Regions from separate parts of the Homo sapiens genome. Here region 1 is linked to region 2. Evidence: read pairs that join two places in POLR2A ChIA-PET (ENCODE). Cell type or tissue: CD4-positive, alpha-beta T cell. All regions are shown on one strand. Links, peaks and the distances in the headings refer to the core of each region. The heading gives the core; the rest is flanking DNA. Region 1 has its middle 15 kb from the start of H2AZ2-DT. Region 2 overlaps OGDH (oxoglutarate dehydrogenase).

Region 1 (9,993 bases), core at 1,362-9,361, 250 kb before region 2:
AACCCCATCTCTACTAAAAATACAAAAATTAGCCAGGTGTGGCGGAACGCACCTGTAATCCCAGCTACTCGGGAGGCTGAAGCGGGAGAATTGCTTGAACCTTGGAGGTGGAGGCTGCAGTGAGCCGAGATTCGCACTGCTGCACTCCAGCCTGGGCGAGGTGACAGAGCTAGACTCCGTCTCAAAAAAAATAAATAAATAAAATGAACAAGTCACTAAATGAAGTGATTCTCTGCTGATAATTCACTGGATGAAGGAGTACTGGGATCCAATTGGCCTTATGAGATGATGGCTAAGTTTAAGAATAAGAAAATGTATTGTCTTTACTGGCTTGTTGTATGACCTTAAGTGAGTTGTTTCTCTGCATAAAAAAATCCCTGCCCTTATTTACATCTAGCTGCTTCTGGCCTTGAAGCTTTGGCTTGGAATTCTGAAAGAGTTTTTTTTTTTTTAATTGGGTCCTCTATCATGCATAGTTCAGAACATAAAGGCAGGTTCCTCACCTTCTAGTATAAATAACATAAAAAGAGAAAGCATGCTAGGTGTTCTGGCAGAATGGCAGAAAACAAACTTCTGAAGGAAGAAGAGCTGTTGTCAGCGATGTGGAATGTTCTAGTCCAGCAGCTGCTGATTTTCTGGCAGTGAAAACCCAGCTGGTGACATCACTTAGGCAAGTGACTCATCAGAGCAGTGCTCTCATTTATCTGCTCCTCATCTGACACCACATCTTTTCTGGTGGGGACTGCAAACTCTATTTTGATTACACCTGCTGAACTCTCCCAAACCTTTGTCAGCTATAGGTTTTCTCTTTTGTGGGCAAGACTTAGGATAGAAACAAGCGTGGGAATTATCAGGGTTTGTTGCAGTGTTTTATATTGTACCTACCATTTTGCCTTCAAAGGTCACACTTTAAGGGAGCCAGGGCCAGGCAGGTGGCTCCTGATCCCAGCACTCTGGGATGCTGAAGTGGGTGGATCGTTTGAGTTCAGGAGTTCAAGACTAGCCTGGGCAACATGGTGAGACCTCACCTCTATTAAAAAATATAAAAAATTAGCCAGGCATGGTGCCATGTGCCTGTAGTCCCAGCTACTTGGAAGGCTGAGGTGGGAGGATCACCCAACCCTGGGAGATCAAGCCTGCAGTGAGCCATGATGATACCACTGCACTCCAGCCTCGTCAACAGAATGAGACCCTGTCTCAAAAGAAGGGGGGCTTGGGAGTGGAGCCAGCTCTCTCAATTTCCCTGCAAGCTGCTCCCATCCACCCTCTGAGGCTACGCCTGACATCATTGCTGGGGTGTGTTCTAGAGCACCTTCTCTCCATGACTGTGTGGGTTTTCTCTGGGTACTCTGGTCTCCTCCCACATCCCAACGATGTGCAGGTTAGGTTCATTGGCATGTCTAAAGTGTCCCAGTCTGAGTTCATGTGCCGTGTGTAGAATAGCATTCAGTCCAGGATTGGCTCCCACCTTGTACCCTCAACTGCCAGGATAGGCTCCAGCCACCCACAACCCTGAACTGGAATAAATGGGTTAGAAAATCAATGTATGGATAAATGAATACAAATTATTATAAAATAAAAATTGGTAAAGAATATGATAATTATACAAATGCATGACAATAGGCAATGAACAATGAGGAATGAAATTGCTCAGTGAGCCTGCCAAATGTGTGATTGTTTTTTAACTGTGTGGTAGCAGAGGCCATTCCTTACAAATTTTGCTTTATAAACATTTATTCCTTAATTTAACCCACCCCACTGTGACAGTCATCACTCATTCATTCACCAAAAATGAGGCAAATAATTATCCTACTTGTTTTTATTAATCTTTTTTTTTTTTTTTTTTTTGAGATGGAGTCTCACTCTGTCATCCAGGCTGGAGTGCAGTGGCATAATCTCAGCTCACTGCAACCTCCACCTCCCAGATTCAAGCAATTCTCTTGCCTCAGCTTCCTGCATAGCTGGGACTACAGGTGTGCGCCACCATGCCCAGCTAATTTTTTTTGTATGTTTAGTACAGACTGGGTTTCACCATGTTGGTCAGGCTGGTTTTGAACTCCTGACCTCAGGTGATCTGCCCACCTTGGCCTCCCAAAGTGCTAGGATTACAGGCGTGAGCCACCGTGTCCAGCCTGTTTTTATTAATCTTTCTTAAATGTATGTATAGCTCAAATTTATTTCAATGTTTAATATTAGAAGCTTTTTGGGTCTTTATTTAGAAGTTTGGTAATGTTTTTGTGACCAGAAATATGCTGTAGGAACTTAACTCTTGTTTATATCAATTACCCTGTCAACCTGAAAAAAAAAGACACTAGAAAAAAATTAACTCTAAATATGTTGGGTGTTGGGTTTACTCTGGAATAGAAATAAGGATTATAATCTAGAGTGCAGCTGGGCGCAGTGGCTCACATCTGTAATCCCACCACTTTGAAAGGCTGAGGTGGGCAGATCACCTGAGGTCAGGAGTTCGAGATCAGCCTGGCCAACATAGCGAAACCCCGTCTCTACTAAAAATACAAAAAAAAATTAGCCAGGCATGGTGGCATGCGCCTGTAATCCCAGCTACTTGGGAGGCTGAGGTAGGAGAATCGCTTGAATCTGGGAGGCAGAGATTGCAGTCAGCCAAGATCGCGCCACTGCAGTCCAGCCTGGGCGACAGAGTGAGACTCTGTCTCAAAAAAAAAAAAAAAAAAGAAAAGAAAGAAATCTAGAGTGCATGAAATGGCAAGCTACAAGTGCATTTAGTGAGGGAAGGGTGAGGGGAGCTTTTATTAGCAAAAAGAGATTACATAAGCTGCTTGGAAACAGAGTTCATCACTTCCAGAGGTTCAAAGCCAGAGTTGTCAGTTCCTTGGTGGAGATGCAAGTGTTCTTTCAAGAACATCTTAACCGAATTACTGAAATCCTAAAGAATGTCTAGTGATAAACCTTATCAAAGCAGGAGATTTGTGAAGGATATGAAAGGATTTTTAGAAAGTCCTTGGAAACAGTTCTTATTTCAGATATGCAAGCATGAGCCTCCTCTCCTTCAGACCTTCCTGGTCCTACTTTGCCTGGGTCTGAGAAAAGTGATTTCTTCCTGGTATCTCTAACTTTCACAAGCCTATGATAAAATTGGTTTTGTTAAAAACCAATTTAACTTAAAGTTCCATTTCCAAGAACCTATCAATGACATTAAGTGAGGACTTATATTCTAACCCTCTTCATTTATGGCAAGCTAAGAAATTTTGTACTTGGAATGACAAAGGCATTTCCTTATTTTTAGATCTTCTCTTCACTGACTACAAGTAAAATATGAAGAGCCTCAGAATATTGTTTAAAACAGTGTTCCCGGCTGGGCACAGTGGCTCATGCCTGTAATCCCAGCACTTTGGGAGGCCGAGGAGGGCAGATCACAAGGTCACAAGATTGAGACCATCCTGGCCAACATGGTGAAACTCTGTCTCTACTAAAAATACGAAAATTAGCTGGGCATGGTGGTGTGTGCCTGTAGTCCCAGCTACTCAGGAGGCTGAGGCAGGAGAATCGCTTGAACCCAGGAGGCAGAAGTTGCAGTGAGTTGACATCGCACCACTGCATTCCAGCGTGACACAGCAAGCCTCCGTCTCAAAAAACAAAACAAAACTAAAAACAGGGTTCCCCAATTCCTGGGCCACAGACCAGTACTGGGTCCTTGGCCTATAACAGAAAGTAAGCAGCCAACGAGTGAACATTACTGCCTGAGTTCCCACTGGTTCCACCTCCTGTCAGATCAACAGTGGCATTAGATTCTCATAGGAGCACAAACCCTATTGTGAACTTTGCATTCAATGGATCTAGGTTGTGTGCTCTGTATGAGAATCTAATGCCTGATGATCTGTCACTGTCTTCCATCCTCCCTGAGATGGGACTGTCTAATTGCAGGAAAACAAGCTCAGGGCTCCCACTGACTCTACATTATGATGAATTGTACAATTATTTCATTATATATCACAATGTAATAATAATAAATTGCACAATAAATGTAATGCGTTTGAATCATCCCCAAACCATCCCCCCGCCTAGGACATGGAAAATTTGTCTTCCATGAAATCGGTCCCTGGTGCCAAAAACATTGGAGACTGCTAGTTTAAAAAGAGTAAATTATACCTGTAATCCCAGCAATTTGGGAGGCTGAGGCAGGTGGATTACCTGAGCTCAGGAGTTGAAGACCAGGCTAATATGGTAAAACCCTATCTCTACGAAAAAAAAAAAAAATTAGCCAGGCATGGTGGCACATGCCTGTAGTCCTAGCTACTTGGGAGCCTGAAGCAGGGCGATCACTTGAACCCAGGAGACTAGAGGTTGCAGTGAGCTGAGATTGCGCCACTGCACTCCAGACTGGGTGACAGAGTAAGACTCCATCTCAAAAAAATAAATAAATAAAGTAAATTATAAATAAGTAGGTCTTTTTTTTTATATAAACAGATGCCCACAGATGTTGGCATTCTATACACTATTCTATGTCTTTTTTTCTTTTTTTAGTCTAACTTTAAAATAGATAATACATTTGCATGGTTCAAAATTGAAATAACAGGTCAGGCACGATGGCTCACACCTGCAATCCAAACACTTTGGGAGGCTGAGGCAGGTGGATCACTTGAGGTCAGGAGTTCAAGACCAGCATGGCCAACATGGCAAAACCCATCTCTACTAAAAATTTTTTTAAAAGTAGCTGGGCATGGTGGCAGGTGCCTATAATCCCAGCTATTCAGGAGGCTGAGGTGGGAGAATTGCTGGAACCCAGGAGGCAGAGGTTGCAGTGAGCAGAGATCGTACCACTGCACTCCACCCTGGGCAACAGAGTGGGACTCTGTCTCCAAAAAAATAATAAATAAAATATAAAATAAAATAATAAATAATAATTGAAATAACATAAAATGGAGATTGAGAAATCTTGATCCTAACTCTGTCTCTATCCATCCTCTTCGTTACCATGAGTAGCATTTGCCTTGGACAGTCCCATTTTGTCTGTTGTCTCAGTATGCCATCAGTTTAGCATTTGTCCCAGATTTTTCAGTCTTTACAAGGTAATATGATTTTTACTTTTACTAGAATAAGCAGGGATTAGCTTACTAGACCTCTACTTTGTATTCCTAGCTTGTCATGGTCTAGTATTGTGCTCAATGAACAGAGTTCTCGCTTGAACACCTGGTTAAATTTGAAAAAAGACCAGCAATGACGTCCCTGTGCTTGACCCTCCCAAACTCAATATAACATTTTCCTCTCAAGTCAGCATGGACAGCACTTGCTGACAAAACAGTGCACTTGGAGTGGCTGGGAAGAGCTCATTCCTTCTGTAGTTGTGGTGGTTGGAGAAGTTTTTCAGGCTGCTATCTGGGATCAGTAATAAATGATAGGCTAGTGATGTATGAACCATGTACAGAGAGAATTCTAAACGTTCTTGCTACAACTATTTTACCACTTATTGTATGGTAGAAATCTATATTTGTTATTTGATAATTTTTTTATTTTGCAATAAGCCCTTTCTTCAATAATGAGCTTAAAAGGTGTCTAAAAAAATACCTAAGTGAATACTGAATTTCCATTTCTGTGTATAACCTGCACAAATTTTTTGTTGACATTTACTATCAATGCCATATCAAGATCAATAACCAGGCTGGGCGTGGTGGCTTACACCTGTAATCCCAGCACTTTGGGAAGCCAAGGCTGGTGGATCACTTGAGGTCAGGAATTCAAGACCAGCCTGGCCAACATGGTGAAAACCCATCTATACTAAAAATACAAAAATTAGCTAGGTGTGGTGGCAGGCGCCTGTAATCCCAGCTGCTCAGGAGGCTGAGGCAGGAGAATCACTTGAGCCCAGGAGGCAGAGGTTGCAGTAAGCCAAGATCACGCCACTGCAATCCAGCTTGGGTGACAGGGCGAGATTCTGTCTCAAAAAATAAAAAGATCAATAACCACAGGAAATCCAGTAGACATAAATTTTCTGTAGAAGTTTCTGCATCTACTTCAAAATTTAGCAATTATCTTAAATAAACATTACCCAGAGGCCAGGCACAGTGACTCATGTCTGTAATCCCAGCACTTTGGGAGGCTGAGGCGGGTGGATCACTTGAGGTCAGGAGTTCAAGACTAGCCTGGCCAACATGGTGAAATCCCATCTCTACTAAAAATACAAAAATTACCTGGGCATAGTGGCGGGTGCCTGTAATCCCAGCTATTTGGGAGGCTGAGGCGGGAGAACCACTTGAACCCAGGAGGCAGACATTGAGTGAGCTGAGATTGTGCCACTGCACTCCAGCCTGGGTGACAGAGCAAAACTCTGTCTCAAAAAAAAAAAAATTACCCAGAGACAATGATTTAATTAATACAATTAATACAGAAGGTACACTTACAAATCACTCTGTGAAGCAAGACTTTTTACTTAAATAAATTGACTGTTTTTAATTAATTTCACTCATCTTCTCATCTTCAATTCAGAGTTTTCTTATGCCCATACAAAAAGTGAAGCCACGGCTCTTAATATGCAGACTAGACTAGATATATGTTACTACATAGAACTTCCAGTTATGTGATGCCAGTTTTATCAGTAACATATTCAGGTTCAAATAGAAAAATTGACTTCATTAATTCTGGTAAGTTTCAAATTTTTCACTCAATTCTTTTAATCAGTGTTGAAGTAAAACAATCTGATATTTTAATGTTACTATGAAATTAGTTTAAAAGTCCAACAATTCTGGAACGTGTCGGGGAAGCATTGCAGGGACGGAAAGCATTAGGAAAAAGATCTAATGCATGCTGGCCTTAATACCTAGGCTATGGGTTGATTTGTGCAGCAAACCATCATGGCACATGTTTATCTATGCAACAAACCTGCACATTCTGCACATGTACCCAGGAACTTAAAAAAAATTTTTTTTAAGTTCAACAATTAAAATTGTATTTGTGATAATACAAAGTTGGGTGGAGCAGATCATGGTAATACAAAAATGTATTTAATGAATTAGGAAATCAATGGAGGATAAATGTACTTGGAATTGGATGTAGTGTACATATAATTCATAATAATGTCCAAGCAAGCTGTTTTATTTTACCAACTAAAATAGAAGATGTAGTAGCCAAATTTTAACAAGTTTTGAGTAACTAACCTACAAAATTGCTGTGATAAAGTAGATGTTGAATCTAAAAAGCACTTCGGCTCACACCTGCAATCTCAGCACTTTGGGAGGCTTAACTGGGAGGAACGCTTGAGGCCAGCCTGCCTGGGCAACATAGCAAGACTTCATCTATATAAAAGAAATTTTTTTGTAATTAGCTAGCATTGTGGCAGGCATCTGTAGTCCTAGCTAATTGGGAGGCTTAGGCAGGAGAATCATGTGAGCCCAGGACTTCAAGGCAGCAGAGAGCTATGATTGCACCACTGCACTCCAGCCTGGGCAACAGAGAGAGACCCTGTCTCAAAAAAAAATAATAATAAAAATAAATAAATTTTTAAAAAGCACTTCAGCATGGCAGGTTTTGCCCATCATCCTTTTTAGAAATGTTTAAGCCTTTGAAAATCAACCTATCCTATACTGAAATTTTTGATAAATGAAGCCTCTAAATTTTGGTAGTATTTTATTGATTGATTGATTGATTGATTAAGGAGTTTCACTCTTGTTGCCCAGGCTGGAGTCCAAGGGTGTGATCTCAGCTCACTGCAACCTCCGCCTCCCGGGTTCAAGCGATTCTCCTGCCTCAGCCTCCTGAGTAGCTGGGATTGGAGACGTCCACCACAACGCCCAGCTAATTTTTTGTATTTTTAGTAGAGATGAGGTTTCACCATGTTGGCCAGGCTGGTCTCCAACTCCTGACCTCAGATGAGCCACTTGCGCCCAGCTGATAGTATTTTATTTAAAATCAATTGGGAACCTTTCATCTGAGCATTGAATGAATAGAATGATAAGAAACTTCGGCCAGGCACGGTGGCTCATGCCTGTGATCCCAAGCACTTTGAGAGGCCACGGCAGGTGGATCACGAGGTCAGGAGTTCGAGACCAGCCTGGTCAAGAGACCAGCCTGGCCAATATGGTGAAACCTTGCCTCTACTAAAAATACAAAAATTAGCTGGGCATGGTGGTGGGTGTCTGTAATCCCAGCTACTTGGGAGGCTGAGGCAGGAGAATTGCTTGAACCCAGGAGGTGGAGGTTGGAGTGAGCTGAGATTGAAACATTGCACTCCAGCCTGGGTGACAGAGTGAGACTCCGACTCTGAAAAAAAAAAAAAGAAAGAAACTTCAGGCCGGGAGCAGTGGCTCAGGCTTGTAATCCCAGCACTTCAGGAGGCCAAGGCAGGCAGATTACTTGAGGTCAGGAGTTCAAGACCAGCCTGGCCAACATAGTGAAACCCAGTCTTTCTTAAAAATACAAAAATTAGCCAGGCACAGTGGCAGGCACCTGTAATTCCAGCTACTCAGGAGGCTGAGGCAGGAGAATTGCTTCAACCTGGGAGGTGGAGGTTGCCGTGAGCTGATACCATGCCACTGCACTTCAGCCTGGGTGACAGAGTGAGACTCCATCTAAAAGAAAAAAAAAAAAGGAAAGAAAGAAACTTCGGTTTATGAGCCCTTACTAAGTTGCAAAGTGTTGAGAGCAATACTTGCAAACAGGAAGACATTAGACTTGATCCCTAGCAGGGAAAGCTTGAAAAAATAATGATAAATCACTCTGAAATACCTTGGCTTATGGAAAAAATCTTGTAATGCAACTTTTTTTTTTTTTTTTTTTTGAGACAGGTCTTACTCTGTCACCAGGCAGGGGTGCAGTGGCACGATCTTGGCTCACTGCAGCCTCAACCTCCTAGGCTCAGGTGATTTTCCCACCTCAGCCTCCAGGGTAGCTGGGACTATAGGCAGGGACCACCACCACACCCAGCTAACTTTTTGTATTTATTGTAGAGATGGGGTTTCGCTATGTTGCCCAGGCTGGTCTTGAACTCCTGGGTTCAAGCAATCCTCCCACCTCAGCCTCTCGAAGCAATGAACTTCCATTTTTAATTGGATAAATGTATATTCTGGCCAGGCGTGGTGGTTCATGCCTGTAATCCCCGCACTTTGGGAGGCTGAGGCTGGCAGATCACGTGAGGTCAGGAATTTGAGACAGCCTGGCTAACATGGCGAAACCTCGTCTCTCCTAAAAGTACAAAAATTATCTGGGTGTGGTGGCGCATGCCTGTAATCCCAGCTACTCTGGAGGCTGAGGGAGGAGAATCACTTGACCCTGAGAGGCAGAGGTTGCAATGAGCTGAAATGGCAGCCACTGCACTACAGCCTGGGTGACAGAGTAAGACTCTGTCTCAAAAAAAAACAAAAAACAAAACAAAAAAAACCCATTATATTCTGTACTGGAATGGAGTGAAATTGAGAGGGCTTACTATTTTGTAGCATATAAATTTGATGAAACAGGCTGGGTGGGGTGGCTCACGCCTGTAATCCCAGCACTTTGGGAGGCCAAGGCGGGCGGATCACTTGAGGTCAGGAGTTTGAGACCAGCCTGGCCAACATGGCAAAACCCCGTCTCTACTAAAAATACAAAAAAATTAGCTAGGCATGGTGGCGGGTACCTGTAGTTCCAGTTACTCAGGAGGCTGAGGCAGGAGAATCGCTTGAACATGGGAGGCAGGGGTTGCAGTGAACTAAGATCCTGCCACTGTACTCCAGCCTGGGCGACACAGTGAGACTCTGGCTCAAAAAAAAAAAGGAAAAAAATATATACAAGTTACATTTCTGCAAGAGAAAAAAAAAGTTTCATTTTCCATTTGTGCATTGCTAGTGGATAAAATAGGTAATGCATGCACATTGTACAAATTCTAGTGACCCAAGTTTTTTTTAAAGAAACAATTTTCTTGTAAAAACATTTGTTGCCAATTTACTTTAAATTTACTTCAACATACCCAGTTGAAAATGGGGCAAAATAAATGAGAATATAAAATAAAGTAAAAGAGGCCATGAGATATTATTGTAGCTGAGTGAT
Region 2 (9,993 bases), core at 1,396-9,395:
AGGGATGTCCAATATTTTGGCTTCCCTGGGCCACATTGGAAGAATTGTCTAGGGCCACACATAAAATACACTAACACTAACGACAGCTGATGAGCTTTAAAAAAAAAAAAATCGCAAAAACATCTCATAATGTTTTAACAAAGTTTACAAACTTGTGTTGGGCCACATTCAAAGCTGTCCTGGGCCACATGTGGCCCACGGGCTGGGAGTTGGACAAGCTTGCTTTAAAAGAATATTTCTATTTAAATGGGTGCCAACTCCATTCAGCAGGGAAAAGAACAGTCTTTTCAACTGAAGGTGCTGGGACAACTAGAGTTCCACGTCTAAAGAGGAATGAAGTTGCATAGACATATACAAACAAAATTCAAAATGGATCAAAGACCTGAATGTAAGAGACAAAACTATAAGATACTTAGAAGTTTTATAACTTCCATGAAGTAAATCTTTGTAACCTTGATTCAAGCAATGTATTCTTAGTTATGACACCACAAGTATAAACAACAAAATAAAAACCACAAATTGGATTTCATCAAAATAAAAAATCTGGCCAGGAGCGGTAGCTCACGCCTGTAATCTCAGTGCTTTAGGAGGCTGAGGCAGGCGGATCACTTGAGGTCAGGGGTTCGAGACCAGCCTAGCTAACATGGCGAAACGCCGTTTCTACTAAAAATACAAAAATTAGCTGGGCATGGTCATGCATGCCTGTAGTCCCAGCTGCTTGGGAGGCTGAGACAGGAGAATCCCTTGAACCCAGGAGACAGAGGTTGCAGTGAGCTGAGATCGCACCACCGCACTCCAGCCTGAGTGACAGAGCGAGACTCTGTCTCAAAACAAAACAAAACAAAAAATTTTTGTGCTTCAAAGAACTTATTAAGAAAGAAATGATATAGATGGGAGAAAATATTTGCAATTATCTGATAAGGAACTTATATACAGAATATATAAAGAACTCTCATAATGCAACAGTAAAAAGACAACCCAATCAAAAAATAGGTAAAGGATTTGAATAGATATTTGTCCAAAGAAGATATACTAACAGCCAATAAACACATAAAGTCACCATATAACACAGCAATTACACTCCTAGATATATAATCAAGAGAAATGAAAATGTATGTCCACAAAAAAAACTTGTACACAAATGCTCATAGCAGCATTATTGTTGCTATGAGCAACAACAGTTGAAACAGTAGAAACAACAGTAGAAACAACTCAAATGTCCATCACTGACGAATGGATAAGCAAAACGTGTTATATCTATAGAATATAACAGCATTCTGCAATGAAACTAAGGAAGTGCTGGTGCATGCTCCAACCTGGAGGAACCTTGAAAACATTATGCTCAGTAAAAAGCAGCAGACGCAAAAGACATATTATGAGTCTATTCCTCTGCTCTCACACAACAACCAACACAGAAGATTTCTGTGACTAAATGTGTGGGGAATTCTCCCTACCAATAAGCAATTCAATTCTGCTGCTACCTACCTGGAGACAGCATCAGATACCACAGGTCAAGGGCTCAATCCCACAAGGCTGCCTCCTACTTCCGATGTCAATCGCAAGCCCCCAGTTGTCTTACTTGTACTTCTGGCCAACCAGCTAGAAACTGGAGATCCCATGACCCCCTCCTTTGGTTCAATAAATTTCAGGAAACACTTACTTACATCTACTGTTTTTTTCAAAGAATATAACATAGGATGTGGATTAAGAGTTGCACAGGTCAAGGTGTAGGATGGGGTAAGGAGGCTTCCATACCCTCCCCAGGCATGCCACCCTCCAGGAATCTCCACATGTTCAGCTATCCAGAAGCTCTCCGTACCCCATCCTCTTGGGCCTTTTATGGAGACTTCATTGGATATGCATGACTGAAGCATAGATAACCATGTAGATAGGTGATCAGGCAAAAAGGGTATGATCTAATACCAACAGACCGAGTGGGGAAACCCAGCCAGGCCTGTTTGTTCAGATTCTTCTTGGCCTCTCTGTGCAGGATTCCTTCCTGTGGGTGTGAGGCAGGACTCCTGAAGTGGGTGTCTTGTGACCTACAATCAGACAAGGTAGGTCAGAGAATTTCTTTATTGCCGGCTCCAAGACAGAACAGTGGAGGAATATTAGAGTATATTTTTAGTTTCTATGGCCTCCCTTGGGGAGAAAAAGCAGCAGGTGAAAGGAGTGCCACAGGCCTGTTTCTGGGGCCTAAAGCACCCCAACATTGTAACAAAAGACTTCCACCTTTATCACTCTGAAGCTGTTTGGAAGCTACTTCAGGAACCAAGGAGAAATACTTTAACAAAATACATGCTTATTTTAGTTACTTAGGAAATAACAAGAACTATGGAACCAGGAATCATGGACAAAAACCCATATACGATAATAATATCACATTCCAGAATAGGCAAATCTATACAGAGAGAAAGTAGATTAGTGGTTGCCTGGGGCTGGGGCAGAGAAATGAGGGAAGGATGAGGAGTAACTCAATGGACATAGGGCTTTCTTTTTGGGAGGAGAGGATGAAAATGCTCTAAAACTAGATTGTGCTGATGGTGTCACAACCCTCTAATATACTGAAAAACATTCACCTTACAATTTAAATGAGTGAATTGTATGGTATGTGAATTATGTCTCAATAAAGTTATTTTTTTAATGTGTAAGAAAAAATGTAACTGAACTTATCACTGTACACAAAAATGATACAAGTTGTAATCCATTAATTTCAAGATGCAAAAATAAACACATACATTTGGGAAAAATAAGTTGTACAAAGAAAAAAAGTAAAAACCAAAGGAAAATTAGTTTTTAGGTGTTAAACGCCCTGCCCTTAGGAAACGATATACTTAAATAGGGTTCTGTCTGAAATATGAAGCCTTCGAGGTCTATGCCTCGAATTTCCCCAGTTGGGTAGGAGGTACCCTATCCCAGGGCACAAAGAATGAGGGAAATAAACCAACTACTGACGCCTATCAATATGACATTGGCTAGGTAGGGGGGTGATTAAAAAGGCAAGACCTAGCAAAAACAGTCTGCTGTTTCTCAGTAAATAAGTCTTTGAGGGAAAAAAACCCACACATCATTACATGATCCTTAAACCCTATGAGTGTTAGCTGGCAACCATTTTAAAGGACAACTCATCCACTTTCTTTTTTTCAGTTTCAGACTCAATTCTTCTGATGAATCATGAACACATTTGCTACAGACCTATGGCTGTTGTCTCATGCCTGCAATTATTTTTGTTTTAGTAGTAATACAAAGAACTCATGTACAGAGTACAGATATCAATTCTCCCTTATTGGCTGAGAATCTCAAAGAATTTATTATCTTTCACTAGTGACACCTCATTACATATAAGCTGAGGGAAGTAGTGAGGATTACTTTTAAACTGTAAAGTTTTTTTTCATTGCTAGATGGAAACAATTGTTGAGCCTGCAGGTACAGAGACCGTGTGACACCAAGTCACTGTGTGAGCTTTCCTGGGCCAACAGAGACCACGTGACACCAAGTCACTGTGTGAGCTTTCCTGGGCCATAAAGTGGAGACAGTAATTACTCCTAACCCCCTCATAATGTCTTTTTGTAATTGTAACACAAATATGAAAGCACTTTGAAAACTTGAAGGTATATCTATGACTAAAGAAATGGTTGGGTATGGTGGTTCATGCCTGTAATCCCAGCACTTTGGGAGGTCGAGGTGGGTGGATCACCTGAGATCAGGAGTTTGAGACCAGCCTGGCCAACATGCTGAAACCCCGCCTCTACTAAAACTACAAAAAAATTAGCTGTGCATTGTGGCGGGTGCCTGTAGTCCAGCTACTTGGGAGGCTGAGGCAGGAGAATTGCTTGAACCCGGGAGGTGGTTACTGTGAGCCGAGATCGCGCCACTGCACTCCAGCCTGGACGACAGAGTGAGACTCCAGAGCTCCGAAAGGAGTCTCGCTCTGTCGTCCAGGATGGAGTGCAGTGGCGCGATCTCGGCTCACATATATACATATATATATACGTATATATATATGTGTATATATATACACGTATATGTGTATATATACACATATATACGTATATATGCATATATATACACATATATATATGCATATACACATATACGTGTATATATATACACATATACACTTATATACGTATATATGTGTATATATACATAAACATGTGTGTATATATATACATATACATATGTGTATATATACGTATATACGTATATATATGTGTATATATACATAAACATGTGTATATATATATACATATATATATGTAGCCTAGGAAAAAAGGCAAACTAGTGATATAAAAAGTTCAAGTTTCCAAGATATTTAAACCTAAACATTAGCTAATTTGGAGTGGCGGTCAACTGGTAACTTCCAAAACATTAGTAGGCTGTCTCCATCATTTAGCACAGAAGCCTATTTAGCTCACCAATCATGGGTGGTCACCACTGGTAGGGACTGACACCTCCCTGATCAGATCCCTGAGTACGCTTCAGTATATAGGTCTGAAGACTGTTCTGCCCTTTCCCTGAGACGTGGCCCCACAGCATCTGAGATGCCCATGACTGATGTGGTATAAACAGGTTGACTGGGGAGGGTGTAGATAAATAGGCACTTTTAAAAGGTATTGATAGAGTGTAAATTATTAAATCTTTATGGAAAGCAGGACAATTTTTCAACATCTCATTAAAGCATATATAAAACGTGTTTCCTGCTAAATATAGCTAAAAACATGAGGCGTTACATTTAAGACAAAACAAGACTGTGAAAGGTGGAGAGAAGGAAGCAGACTGGCTAGGAACCAGAGGACCCAAAGAAAGAGCATTGAGGTTTTTTTTTTTTTTCTTTCTGTCAGGGTCTTGCTCTGTTGCCCAGGCTGGAGTGCAGTGGTGTGATCTCGGCTCACTGCAGCCTGGACCTCCCAGGCTCAAGTGATTCTCCCACCTCAGTCCCCCAAGTAGCTGAGACTACTACAGGCGCACATCACCATGCCTGGCTAATTTTTGTATTTTTTATAGAGACAGTTTTGCCATGTTGGCCAGGGTGGCCTCGAACTCCTGACCTCAAGTGTCAGACTCCCAAAGTGCTAGGATTACAGGTATGAGCCACCACACCCAGCCGAGCACTGAGTTCTTGATTTTCTTTATGCTTCATGTGTTTCAGACCTGGGTACTCGAGAAGCCTACAACCCAGAAATGCCAACAGGTGTAGACAAAGAAAACTACAAACAGAAACCTGTTCTCTCTAGCCAAAGGACCAGGAAAAGAGCAGCAAGATGGAAAACTTTTAAAGTTTTAAACAACAATTGCTCTACTGCGGCCAAATTCCACAGGAAATATCCTCACTCCACTCAGCTGGTGTCAGAATAGGGACCAGGGACTTTCATCCCCACCTGGTGAATAATGAGCCCTTCCAACTCACTCCCTGATAAGATAGTGGAGACCAGGTAGGGAGTCTGGATTTCAATCCCATCCAGCAGTAATGAAGCAGCACCCCTCCCTTCCCAGGCAGGGTGATGTCACCAAGGCCTAATGGGGAACTCTTACAGTCATACAGCAATAACAAGGAATCCCTCCCCCCAGACACCGCACCAGCAACAGTGAGGAAGCAGCCCCTCCCTGCCCCAGCAGAGGAAGCCTGCATTGCTTAGAGATTTAAACAAGATCAAGAGTCCATAACATAACACCCAGAATGTCCAGGTTGCAAGTCAAAGATCACTCTTTACACCAAGGGCCAGGATAATCTTGTCCGGGCATGGTGGCTCATACCTGTAATCCCAGCACTTTGGGAGGCTGAGGTAGGTGTTATCACTTGAGGTCAGGAATTCAAGACCAGCCTGGCCAACATGGTGAAGCCCTATCTTTACAAAAATACAAAAATTAGCCTGGCATGGTGGCACATGCCTGTAATCCCAGCTACTTGGGAGGCTGAGGCAGGAGAATCGCTTGAACCCAGGAGGTTGCAGTGAGCTGAGATCGCGCCACTGCACTCCAGCCTGGGCGACAGAGCGAGACTTCATCTCAAAAAAAAAAAAAAAAAAAAGAACCAAAAGAACCGGGATAATTTCAAACAAAAAAAGACAATCTATAGACACCAATACCAAGATGACGTAGACTTACAATTATCTGACAAAGATTCTAAAAGAGGCATCCTCAAAATGCTTCCACGAGCAACTATGAACATGCTTGAAACAAATGAAAAATAAAGTTTCAGCAAAGAGAAGATGTAGAGAACAAAACAGACATTTCAGAACTGAAAAATGCACTAAGCAAAAGAAAAAAGCTTTAGCATGGGTTAAAGGGCAGAATAAAGACAGAGGAAATCAGTGAACTTGAAGACAGAACAAGGCCTCAGGGAAATAACAAAAGATCTAATATTAATGTCATTGGAGTCCCTGATGAAGGCAGAAGGAGGGGCTGGAAAAGCATTCAAAGAAATAATGGCTACAAATCTCCCAAATCTGGCAAAAGGCATAAAGAACCCCGTGAAGAATAAACCCAAATAAATGCACACCAAGACACATCATAAACAAATTCAGAAAACTCAATACAAAAAACAAACAAACAAAAAAAACAAAAAAAACCAAAACCTTGAAGGCAGCCAGAGAGAAATGGTGCATTATACACAAGAAAAAAAAAAAAAAAGGCCTGTAATCCCAGCACTTTGGGAGGCTGAGGTGAAAGGATAGCTTGCCTAGGGGTTTGAGACCAGCCTTGGCAACAGAGCAAGACCCTATATCTACAAAAAATAAAAATTTTAAAAAGACAGCTAGGCCAGGTGCCGTGGCTCATGCCTGTAATCCCAGCACTTTGGGAGGCCGAGGCGAGCGGATGGCCCGAGTTTGGGAGTTTCAGACCAGCCTGACCAACATGGAGAAACCCCGTCTCAACTAAAAATACAAAATTAGCTGGGAGTGGCAGCACATACCTGTAATCCCAGCTACTCGGGAGGCTGAGGCAGGAGAATCACTTGAACCTGAGAGGTGGAGGTTGCAGTGAGCTGAGATCACGCCATGGCACTCCAGCCTGTGCAACAACAGCAAAATGCCATCTTCAAAAAAAAAAAAAAAAAAAAGCCAGGTGGCTGGGCCCAGTGGCTCACACCTGTTATCCCAGCACTTTGGGAGGCCGATGTGGGCAGATGACTTGAGGTCAGGAGTTTGAGAACGGCCTGGCCAACATGGTGAAACCCCATCTCGACTAAAAATATAAAAATTATAGCCGGGCGTGGTGGCTCACGCCTGTAATCCCAGCACTTTGGGAGGCCGAGACGGGTGGATCACGAGGCCAGGAGATTGAGACCATCCTGGCTAACACGGTGAAACCCCATCTCTACTAAAAATACAAAAAATTAGCCAGGCATGGTGGTGGGCGCCTATAGTCCCAGCTACTCGGGAGACTGAGCAGAAGAATGGCGTGAACCTGGGTGGCAGAGCTTGCGGTGAGCCAAGATCGCATCACTGCACTCCAGCCTGGGTGACAGAGTGAGACTCCGTCTCAAAACAAACAAACAAACAAATAAACAAACAAACAAAACAGCCAGGTGTGGTGGCGGGTGCCTATAGTCCCAGTTACTCAGGAGGCCGAGGTGAGAGAATAACATGAATCTGGGAGGCAGAGGTTGCAGTGAGCCGAGATCACAACACTGCATTCCAGCCTGGGCGACAAAGTGAGACTGTCTCAAAAAACAAAAACAAAAACAAGCCAGGCGCAGTGGCTCATGCCTGTAATCCCAGCACTTTGGGAGGCAGAGGCAAGTGGATCACGAGGTCAGGAGATCGAGACCATCCTGGCTAACATGGTGAAACCCTGTCTCTACTAAAAATACAAAAAAATTACGTTGGTGGCACGTGCCTGTAGTCCCAGCTACTCAGGAGGCTGAGGCAGGAGAATTGCTTGAACCCAGGAGGCGGAGGTTGCAGTGAGCCGAGATCGCGCCACTGCACTCCAGCCTGGGCGACAGAGTGACACTCCGTCTCAAAAAAAAGAAAAGAAAAGAAAAGAAAAGAAAAAAAACAGCCAGGCGTGGTGGTACGTGCCTGCAGTCCCAGCTACTCAGGAGGCTGAAGTAGCAAGATTGCTTGAGCCTGGAAGTAGAGGCTGCAGTGAGCTGTGATAATGCCACTCTACTCCAGCCTGGGTGACAGAGTAAGACCCTGCCTCAAAAATAATAAATAAGTATAATGAAGAAAGGTGGCCAGGCGTGGTGGCTCACGCCTGTAATCCTAGCACTTTGGGAGGCCGAGGCGAGTGGATCATGAGATCAGGAGTTCAAGACCAGCCTGGCCAACATGGTGAAACCCCATCTCTACTAAAAATAAAAAAAATTAGCAGGGTGTGGTGGTGCATGCCTGTAGTCCCACCTACTCGGGGGTCTGAGGCAGGAGAATCGCTTGAACCCAGGATGCAGAGGTTGCAGTGAGCCGAGATCATGCCCATTGCACTCCAGCCTGGGCAACAGAGTAAGACTCCGTCACAAGAAAAAAAAAAGAAAGGCAAAAGAACTAGATTAGCTGAAACAATTTTGAAAAAGAAGTGAGAGAAATCAATCTATCCGATTTTGAGACTTCTTATGAGCTACAATAATAAAAACTCTCGGTATTGGTGATGGGATAGACACAAAGATCAATGGAATGCAACAGAGAATCAGAAACAGAGTCACACAAGTACAGCCAAGTGATTTCTGACGAAAGTGCAAAAGCAATTCAATGGAAGAAAAACAGTCTTCTCAAACAAACGGTGCTGGTTAGATATTCATAAGCAAAAACCCCCCACAAAAACCAAAAAACACTCAAACTTTAAACCACATACAGAAATTAACTCCAAATGGATATACCTAATGTAAATGACGAGTTAATGGGTGCAGCACACCAACATGGCACATGTATACATATGTAACAAACCTGCATGTTGTGCACATGTACCCCAGAACTTAAAGCATAATAATAAAAAAAAACATTAAAACTTTTAGAATATCTATTTGATCTTGAGTCTTTAGGACTCAAAAAAAGCTGGCCACAAGACTAAATTTATATCAATTACATTAAAATTAAAAACTGTTCATCAAAAAGTACCATAAAGTGAAAACATAAAAAAAAAAAGAAAAAAGAAATTAAGTCTAAATGAATCATAGATTTAAATGTAAAATTTAAAAATTTTATAAAAGTGGCCAGGCGCAGTGGCTCACGCCTGTAATCCTGGCACTTCAGGAAGCCAAGGTGGGAGGATTGCTTGACCCCAGGAGTTTGAGACCAGTCTGGGCAACATGGCAAAACCCGTCCCTACAAAAAATACAAAAATTAGGCCAGGCACGGTGGCTCACGCCTGTAATCCCAGCACTTTGGGAGGCCGAGGCGGGGGGGATCACGAGGTCAGGAGATCGAGACCATCCTGGGTAACACAGTGAAACCCCGTCTCTACTAAAAAATACAAAAAAAAAAAATTAGCCGGGCATGGTGGCGGGCACCTGTAGTCCCAGCTACTCAGGAGGCTGAGGTGGGAGAATGGCATGAACCCGGAAGGCGGAGGTTGCAGTGAGCTGAGATCGTGCCACTGCACTCCAGCACTCCAGCCTGGGCGACAGAGCGAGACTCCGTCTCAAAAAACCAAAAAACAAAAAATACAAAAATTAGCCAGGCATGGTGCAGACTCCGGTACTCTTAGCTACTCAGGAGGCTGAGGTGTGAGGATCACCGGATCACCTGAGCCCAGGAGGTTGAGGCTGCGGTGAGCTGTGATCATGCCACTGCACTCCAGCCTGGGGTGACAGAGTAAGACCGTGTCTCCAAAAAAAAAAAAAAAAAAATTTAGAAAAATACATATGATAAAATCTTCAGGAATTTGGGCTAGGCAAAGAGTTCTTCAACTCAACACCAAAAGCAATCTAACAAAAGATAAAATTGGTAAACCAGACCTCATCAAAATTATAAACTTTTGCTTTGCAAAAGACCCCGTTAAGAAGATGAAAAGGGGCTGAGCGCGGTGGCTCACGCCTGTAATCCCAGC

Evidence for each region. Peaks named below come from ENCODE experiments on the same cell type or tissue, not always from the same donor. Only the 100,000 strongest peaks of a DNase experiment are listed, where the experiment ranks them.
Region 1: POLR2A ChIA-PET joins it to region 2 with 12 read pairs; 5 of 35 experiments call an interaction of 5 or more read pairs at or near these places.

The regions. Positions count from the first base shown.
Region 1 is chr7:44,858,166-44,868,158 of GRCh38, reverse strand. No RefSeq gene overlaps it. Among named protein-coding and RNA genes, the nearest start is that of H2AZ2-DT, 15 kb to the right of the region's middle. In CD4-positive, alpha-beta T cell, for the core only: no CTCF peak of the experiment used is centred there; no DNase peak of the experiment used is centred there.
Region 2 is chr7:44,610,873-44,620,865 of GRCh38, reverse strand. The region is part of intron 1 of OGDH (oxoglutarate dehydrogenase); the gene reads right to left. Among named protein-coding and RNA genes, the nearest start is that of OGDH, 9.2 kb to the right of the region's middle. In CD4-positive, alpha-beta T cell, for the core only: no CTCF peak of the experiment used is centred there; DNase peaks (open chromatin) are centred at 1,975, 3,089, 3,471 and 5,545; H3K27ac peaks cover 3,022 bases.